2 separate regions of the Homo sapiens genome follow, and region 1 is linked to region 2. The links are chromatin contacts, found by Hi-C or POLR2A ChIA-PET in ENCODE. All regions are on one chromosome and are shown on one strand. The core of a region is the stretch at or near the end of the contact, and the rest is flanking DNA. Distances in the headings are between cores, read along the strand shown.

Evidence for each region. Hi-C counts contacts between places; a loop is a spot of excess contacts on that map. ChIA-PET counts read pairs that join two places held with the same protein, here RNA polymerase II (POLR2A). Pooled maps may share reads with other maps.
Region 1: a pooled map shows a loop between it and region 2 (20-fold over the local background). The contact joins the promoter of CSTPP1 here to the promoter of MADD in region 2. A Hi-C loop is called at or near these places in 3 of 37 single-sample maps with no recorded cell type and 13 of 50 pooled maps. POLR2A ChIA-PET finds 5 or more read pairs at or near these places in 2 of 52 experiments (A549 and activated B cell).

Annotation. Positions count from the first base shown.
Region 1 is chr11:46,935,508-46,938,669 of GRCh38, reverse strand. It overlaps CSTPP1 (centriolar satellite-associated tubulin polyglutamylase complex regulator 1), which reads right to left and starts at 1,909. Exons shown (of 9, transcript NM_024113.5): 1 at 1,819-1,909. The coding sequence starts at 1,864. RefSeq lists an enhancer at 1,842-2,051.
Region 2 is chr11:47,268,802-47,271,907 of GRCh38, reverse strand. It overlaps MADD (MAP kinase activating death domain), which reads right to left and starts at 1,775. Exons shown (of 37, transcript NM_001376571.1): 1 at 1,662-1,775. It overlaps NR1H3 (nuclear receptor subfamily 1 group H member 3), which reads right to left. Exons shown (of 10, transcript NM_005693.4): 10 at 2,875-3,106. MADD-AS1 (MADD antisense RNA 1) reads left to right here. Exons shown (of 3, transcript NR_120569.1): 2 at 767-829; 3 at 928-1,251. RefSeq lists enhancers at 1,716-2,010, 2,484-2,593 and silencers at 1,484-2,013, 2,224-2,333.

The DNA.
Region 1 (3,162 bases), core at 660-3,159, 330 kb after region 2:
TGCTTACTGCTAAGTTAAAGAAGCCCATCTGAAAAATTTACACACTGTATGACTCCAACTACATGATATTCTGGAAAAGGCAAAACTTTAGAGACCATAAGATCAGTGGTTGGCAAGGGCTGCAGGGGGAGGGAGAAGGATCAATAGGTGGAGCACAGGGGATTTTTCAGGACAGTGAAACTATTCTGTATGATAATGGAATGGTGAATACATGACATGCATTTATCAAAACCCACAGAACTGAACAACACAAAGAACCCTAATGTAAACTATGGACTTTAGTTAATAATATGTATCTATAATAATATATCTATATAATAATAATAATATATAATATATTATTATATATTATAAATATATATGTTTATCCATTGTAACAAATGTACCACACTAATGCAAGATGTAAATAATAGCGGAAACTGTGAGTGAGGGAGACCCAAGGTATATGGGAACTCGCCGTACTATCTGCTCAATTTTCTGTAAACTTAAAACTTCTCGCCATGTGCAGTGGCTCACGCCTGTAATCCCAACACTTTGGGAGGCCGAGGTGGGCGGATCACCTGAGGTCAGGAGTTTGAGACCAGCCTGACCAACATGGTGAAACCCCGTCTCTACTAAAAATATAAAATTAACCTGGCGTGGTGGCGCATGCCTGTAATCTCAACTACTCGGGAGGCTGAGGCAGGAGAATCGCTTGAATCCGGGAGGCAGAGGTTGCAGTGTACTCCAGCCTGGGCAACAGGAGAGAAACTCTGTCTCAAAAAACAAAACAAAACAAAACAAAACGTCTTTAAAAAAATAAAAGTCTATGAATTATTTAAAATGTGTATTGTGGCCGGGCGCGGTGGCTCACGCCTGTAATCCAAGCACTTTTGGAGGCTGAGGCGGGCAGATCACGAGGTCAGGAGATCGAGACCATCCTGGTTAACACGGTGAAACCCCGTCTCTATTAAGTATACAAAAAAGTAGCCGGGCGAGGTGGCGGGCGCCTGTAGTCCCAGCTACCCGGGAGGCGGAGCTTGCAGTGAGCCAAGATCGCGCCACTGCACTCCAGCCCGGGCGACAGAGCTAGACTCCGTCTCAAAAATAAAATAAAATAAAATGTGTATTGTGTGCATATGTGTGTGTGTGTACATATCTATGCGTGTGTGTGCCTTTTTTCATTCATTAAATGCCTTATACACTAAAGATGCTCAACAAAGTACTACATATACAGTCTTAGCTCAAGAGCCAAGTCAATATCTCAAGTTCTGTTGGAGTGGGCAAATCCGGTTCTGATCCTAGCGCTACCATTTTCTAGCTGTGTGGCCTAACTTAACGCAAGTTACCTCTTCAGCCCCAGTTTCTCCACCTGCAAAACTGGAAGAAAACACGGTAATTCCTCCTAGGGCTGTTGAGAAATTCAAATGAAGAATGATGCATGAAAAATGCTTAGCACAGTGCCTAATGAAAAAGAAAAGCTCGAAATGTTCGCTGACTGATTTGGCACTTGAGGTTCCAAGGTTATTCTTACTCCACTACCAGCATATCAATAATACCCCAACAGGGCCCCAAATCCTCAACGCCAACCTGACCCATTTGAACACAATCCACATTGCCTGAGTTCCAGCCCCTACACTTCAAACATTCTTTACTTCCCAGGTGCTTTTTTCCTTCCTGCTCGGCCTTACAGGCTCAGGCCCTGGAACCCCCGCCTCTCCGCCCCTCCCCATACCACCCGGACCCGATCCCACTCAGACCCCGCCCCCGCCTCCTCCCAGACCCTGGCCTAATTCGTCTGCACGTCTTTCCCTCCCCAAAGTTAAAGGGGGTTCCTACCCAGATACTCGTAGTCCGGTAGGGCTAGGCGCTCCGGACTCAGCATCCTTTGACCGGGGTGGCTTCAAAGCTCCAGCTCTCCGGCTTCCGGAACCCAGGTTGCCGTCTCTCTCCGTTGCCATGGCACCCACGCGGCGGAAGGGGGACGGGAGCTGGAGGAGGTGTCACACAAACAGTCTCCGTGTCGCAAAGTGGAGCTGGCCACTCAAGTTCCGGGGGCAGTCGCTTCACGATGGTCCAGGTTTCTTTGGACTCCCATTCTTGAAGACTTGGTTTTAGAGGAATCTGAGATGAAGAATTCTTTTGAATCCGTTATGTTTCCCAGTGTCGAAGAATTACTGTCAGCCGCCCATATACGCAGTTTCTGAATTTCATAACTATCCCTGCTTTTATACACTGTTTATCCTAACTCAGTAATAGCCCCCGCCCTTTGGCCCCCATAAACACTTAGTATCCCATTAGCTATTTTTATCTCTTTGGTATTTACTATCTTAAATTGCTACAAAGTGCTTACGTATGCATATACCCTGGATGCTTCTAGAGGTCAGAGATGTGTCTTTTCTGCCTATGACGGCTGGACACACAAAAGGTACTCATTAAGTCCTCTGAACTAATTGCCATTTCTTCTCAATTCTCACTCAGTCGCCCAGGCTGGAGTGCAGTAGCGTGATCTCGGTTCATTGCAACCAGCGCCTCCCGGGTTCAAGCGATTCTCCTGCCTCAGCCTCCCAAGTAGCTGGGATTACAGGCGCCCGCCACTCCGCCTGGCTAATTTTTTGTGTTTTTAGTAGAGATGGGGTTTCACCATGTTGGCGAGGCTGGTCTGCAAACTCTTGACCTCAGGTGATCCGCCGACCTCAGGTGATCCGCCTGCCTCAGGCCTCCCAAAGTGCTGGGATTACAGGCGTGAGCCACCGCGCCCAGGCTCAATTCCTTTTTATCTTTGGTTCTTCTTTCTATTCCTAGCCCTTACTATTTGGTACCTTTCCCAGGTGTCTTTCCTTTTTCCTACCAAGACATTGCTCTTCTTGAGGGAGAGGGGCTGCAGAAACGAGGACACCAGTTAGATTTTTTTCCCTATATGCCCAATTGCTCACTTCTTCTTTAAGAGAATATTCACTGGTTTTCAAGTTCCTAAATATTTCTTTTCGCCCCTCTCCACTCCTGACAACAGGTCAGAGATCTGTAGCACTAGACACAGTTCAGACATAGCAGAAAAAGCCACTCTGTCCTCACTTTTTTAGTGCCCTCCCCCTCCAACAAGGTGAGGTTTGTGAAAAAGAGACAAAGAAAACAAAATCAAGCTATCAAAGGAATGACTGGGAAACCAGTAGACCACCTACA
Region 2 (3,106 bases), core at 526-3,025:
AGAGTCATGAGCAAACTGCAGGAGGTGGGGCACTATAACAGAGCCGCACTCAGCTCCTCCTGAGCAGAATCCAAGGGGGAGAGAAATAGAGAAATGAAATGGGATATGAGTAAAAAGCATAATTTGTTTTAATAAAGAATTATGTAGTTAACCTGTCATGGGATTCGAAAAAAAAAAAAGAATTATGTAGAAATGACTAGAGTGAGAGCCAAAGTATCTTAAAGTAAAACAGAATTTATAGAACCAGAGCTCTAGACTACACCTTGCAATCTATGTTTACATTGAAAACCCGGAGCCCTCTCCAACCAAAATCTCAAAGATCAGGCCTGAAGCACCTCCTACTGAGTACGCATCAGGCCTCTCTAGCCTTGGTGGGATCTCAGTCCCTCTCCACTGACAACTATCTGACGAAACTCAAGTCACTCACAATCATTTCCTTCCAGAGCCACAAGGACCCTGAGATCTTGTTATTATTCTAGCTACGGGTGGTAGGATAAATTTTTAGCCAGAGTTCACATCTGATCAGCAGCCACTGCCTTCAGTTATTCAGATTGCAAAGATAACTAAGATTTTCCTTCTCATTCTCTCCTCTCTCCCCTCCCCAAAAAGACTAACACCTTTAACTCCTCTAAAGACTAAATCCTCTAACATCACCCACAACTCACACTCTTGTCTTCACAACCAACGAGGCTCCGACTCTGCCTCTTGCCTCAACCATGTTTACTAACGTAGAGCCTCTGGTTCCTATCTTCCTGTATTCCAAAAGCATCCAGCTCAAAATGCATATCTATCTGCTGAAGTCCGACATCACCATCAGCTCCACCCAGAGGTAGATTTAGGATTCACAAACTTTTAAGTTATCTATGCCTTTTCAGCAGAAATAGCCATGCTAACCAACCCTTTGGATTCGTCCCTCATTTTGGACAGGATCTCACAGTAAAACCACAGGAACCAGAGAGCGATATGACATCTCTGCTGACGTGAACACAACAGGAGGCTCTCCTCCCCTCCTCTACCTCCCCAGGCAGTGACCTTGCAAGCTCATCAGCACAGACTGGTCCAGCGTATGGGAGAACTGGAGCAAGGAGGCTGGCAGCTGGCAGGGTTGGGGTAGAGGGGAGGGCAGGGAAAGGTGGAAGAAGGTAGATACACGAGGATGGGGAGGAGAGCGATTGCAGAAAGATGAAATGGTGTTCTCTCTCCAGCAAGTCAATTTTGAAATATCAAGTTAAAAAAAAAATTTCTTGAGAACCAAACGTGTTTCTCCAAATTCTAGCCAAAAATAAGGCGCAAGCACGCACACGCACAAGCACACCCGCCAAGCGCTGTGCGGGTTCGGCCCCAGGGCTGGCCAGCTCTGCCCGCCCCCTCACCTGCTGGACAGTTCTCCCCCGCCCCCGCCCCCGCCCCGAACCTGAACCCGAGCCGCCCGCTCGGCAGGAACCAAGCCCAGTAGCCTGAGCCCCCTCCTCTGCCCGGGGCGCCCCCATCCCCGTCCCCGCCCCTCCTCGGCAGACCCCCGTCCCCACGCCCCTTCACACTCCCCCAGGGCCTCCTGAGAGACCCCTTCCTCCAAGAGCCACGGTGTCCTCTCAGAGCCCGTCTCCCGCTCGGAGTCCCCAGACGCTCGCCCAGGACCCCACCGGCCCAGACTCTCCTACCTCCCAAGCTCTGGGGGACTGGCCAGGCCCAGCCCGACGTCCCCCGGCAGCGGGGCGTCAGTCGCTCCCCAGCGCGGCGCCGCTCCGAGCGGGCGCCAGTTCCGCGTCTGCACTGGGGGGCACGCACCACTCGCGCGGGGTGCGGAGGGGGAGGCCGGGGCCGGGGCCGTACCATTCAGCCCGGGGGGCCGGGGCTGCACCGAGCCGAGCGCCGCGGGGCGGGGCCGACCTCGGGAGACAGCGGCTGCGCACAGACCTAGCCTAGCGCCCGTGGGCGCGGGAGGGCGCGCCAGGCCGACCCAGCGCCGTCGCGTGCCAAGTGGGGGACCCACAGCAGTACCTTCTGTTTGGGTTGCTCAGAGAGACTCTCACCCGACGGGGTCATAGCGCCCGTTTCGACGACATGGGGATTCCTCTGAAAGTCACTTCCCAAGATAATCGGCCCCTGAGACTTCCTGACGGGCTCCCCATCCCCCAGTCCCCACCCCCCACTCACGCGCTTTGGCGGTGCTCGGCGTCCGAGCAGGGAAGCCGGCTGCCGAGCGGTGGAGCCTACCAATCCTGGGCAGCGGGGGCAGAGGGGGGCGCGCGGCCGCGGTTACCTCCACCGGGCGCGCGCGGGGAGTGGGGGGGCGTGGCCGCGCCGCGGCGCCCGCTGGGAGATGGAGTCCAGTCAGTCCGCGAGGACAGCCCCGCCTCAGGACATCCTCCCCGCGGCCACACGGCTCTTCTCTTCCTGTCCCAAAGGGCCTGGGGACCGACACTGGGTTCTAGGTCTTTCAGGTTGTGCCTTTTTCAGATGCCAAAGGAAAAACCAAGGCATGCTACACATGCACGTGAGGTGCACCGCCGACGCCTTAGCGCTGAAATCCAACACTTCCTCCTCCACCGCAGAAAGGCAACCGGATCCTACCCGGATCCCAGCAGGGGAAGGGGGCGCCTAAGCCTCAGCATTCCATTTACCCATATGGCGCAGTGGGGGTTAGTAAGAAGAGGCCCCCTCTCACGGCCAAGGCTGTCATTTGTGACTCTCCCTCCTCTGGGCCTGGAGGCGGATCCTAAAGATCGCAGGCTTCCTCCTCTATTACCGTGTCCCCACCCCCAATCCAGAAATTGGTTTCTCTCATTTTGTATTCATTTTGATCTTCCTGTTCAAACAGTACCAGACCTATCAGTGAGGCGGCGCTGAGGCATTTATGGCCATACCACAGAGTGACAGTGGAGAATTTTTCTTGGGGCCCTGTGGGAAAAACAGGAAGTGGTGGAGGCAGGATGGGCAGGGCTCTGGAGAACCCTGTGCAAAGTGGCCCCCAGGCCCATCCGTTTGTGGGGTCAGCATGATCTTCAGACACAGCACAGTGTTAGCGAGGGCTCCACTGCTCAGTAGCCACAAAACTCGCAACCCTTTGACTCTCTTTTAATGCCACGGGAGGATCTCCTTGCCC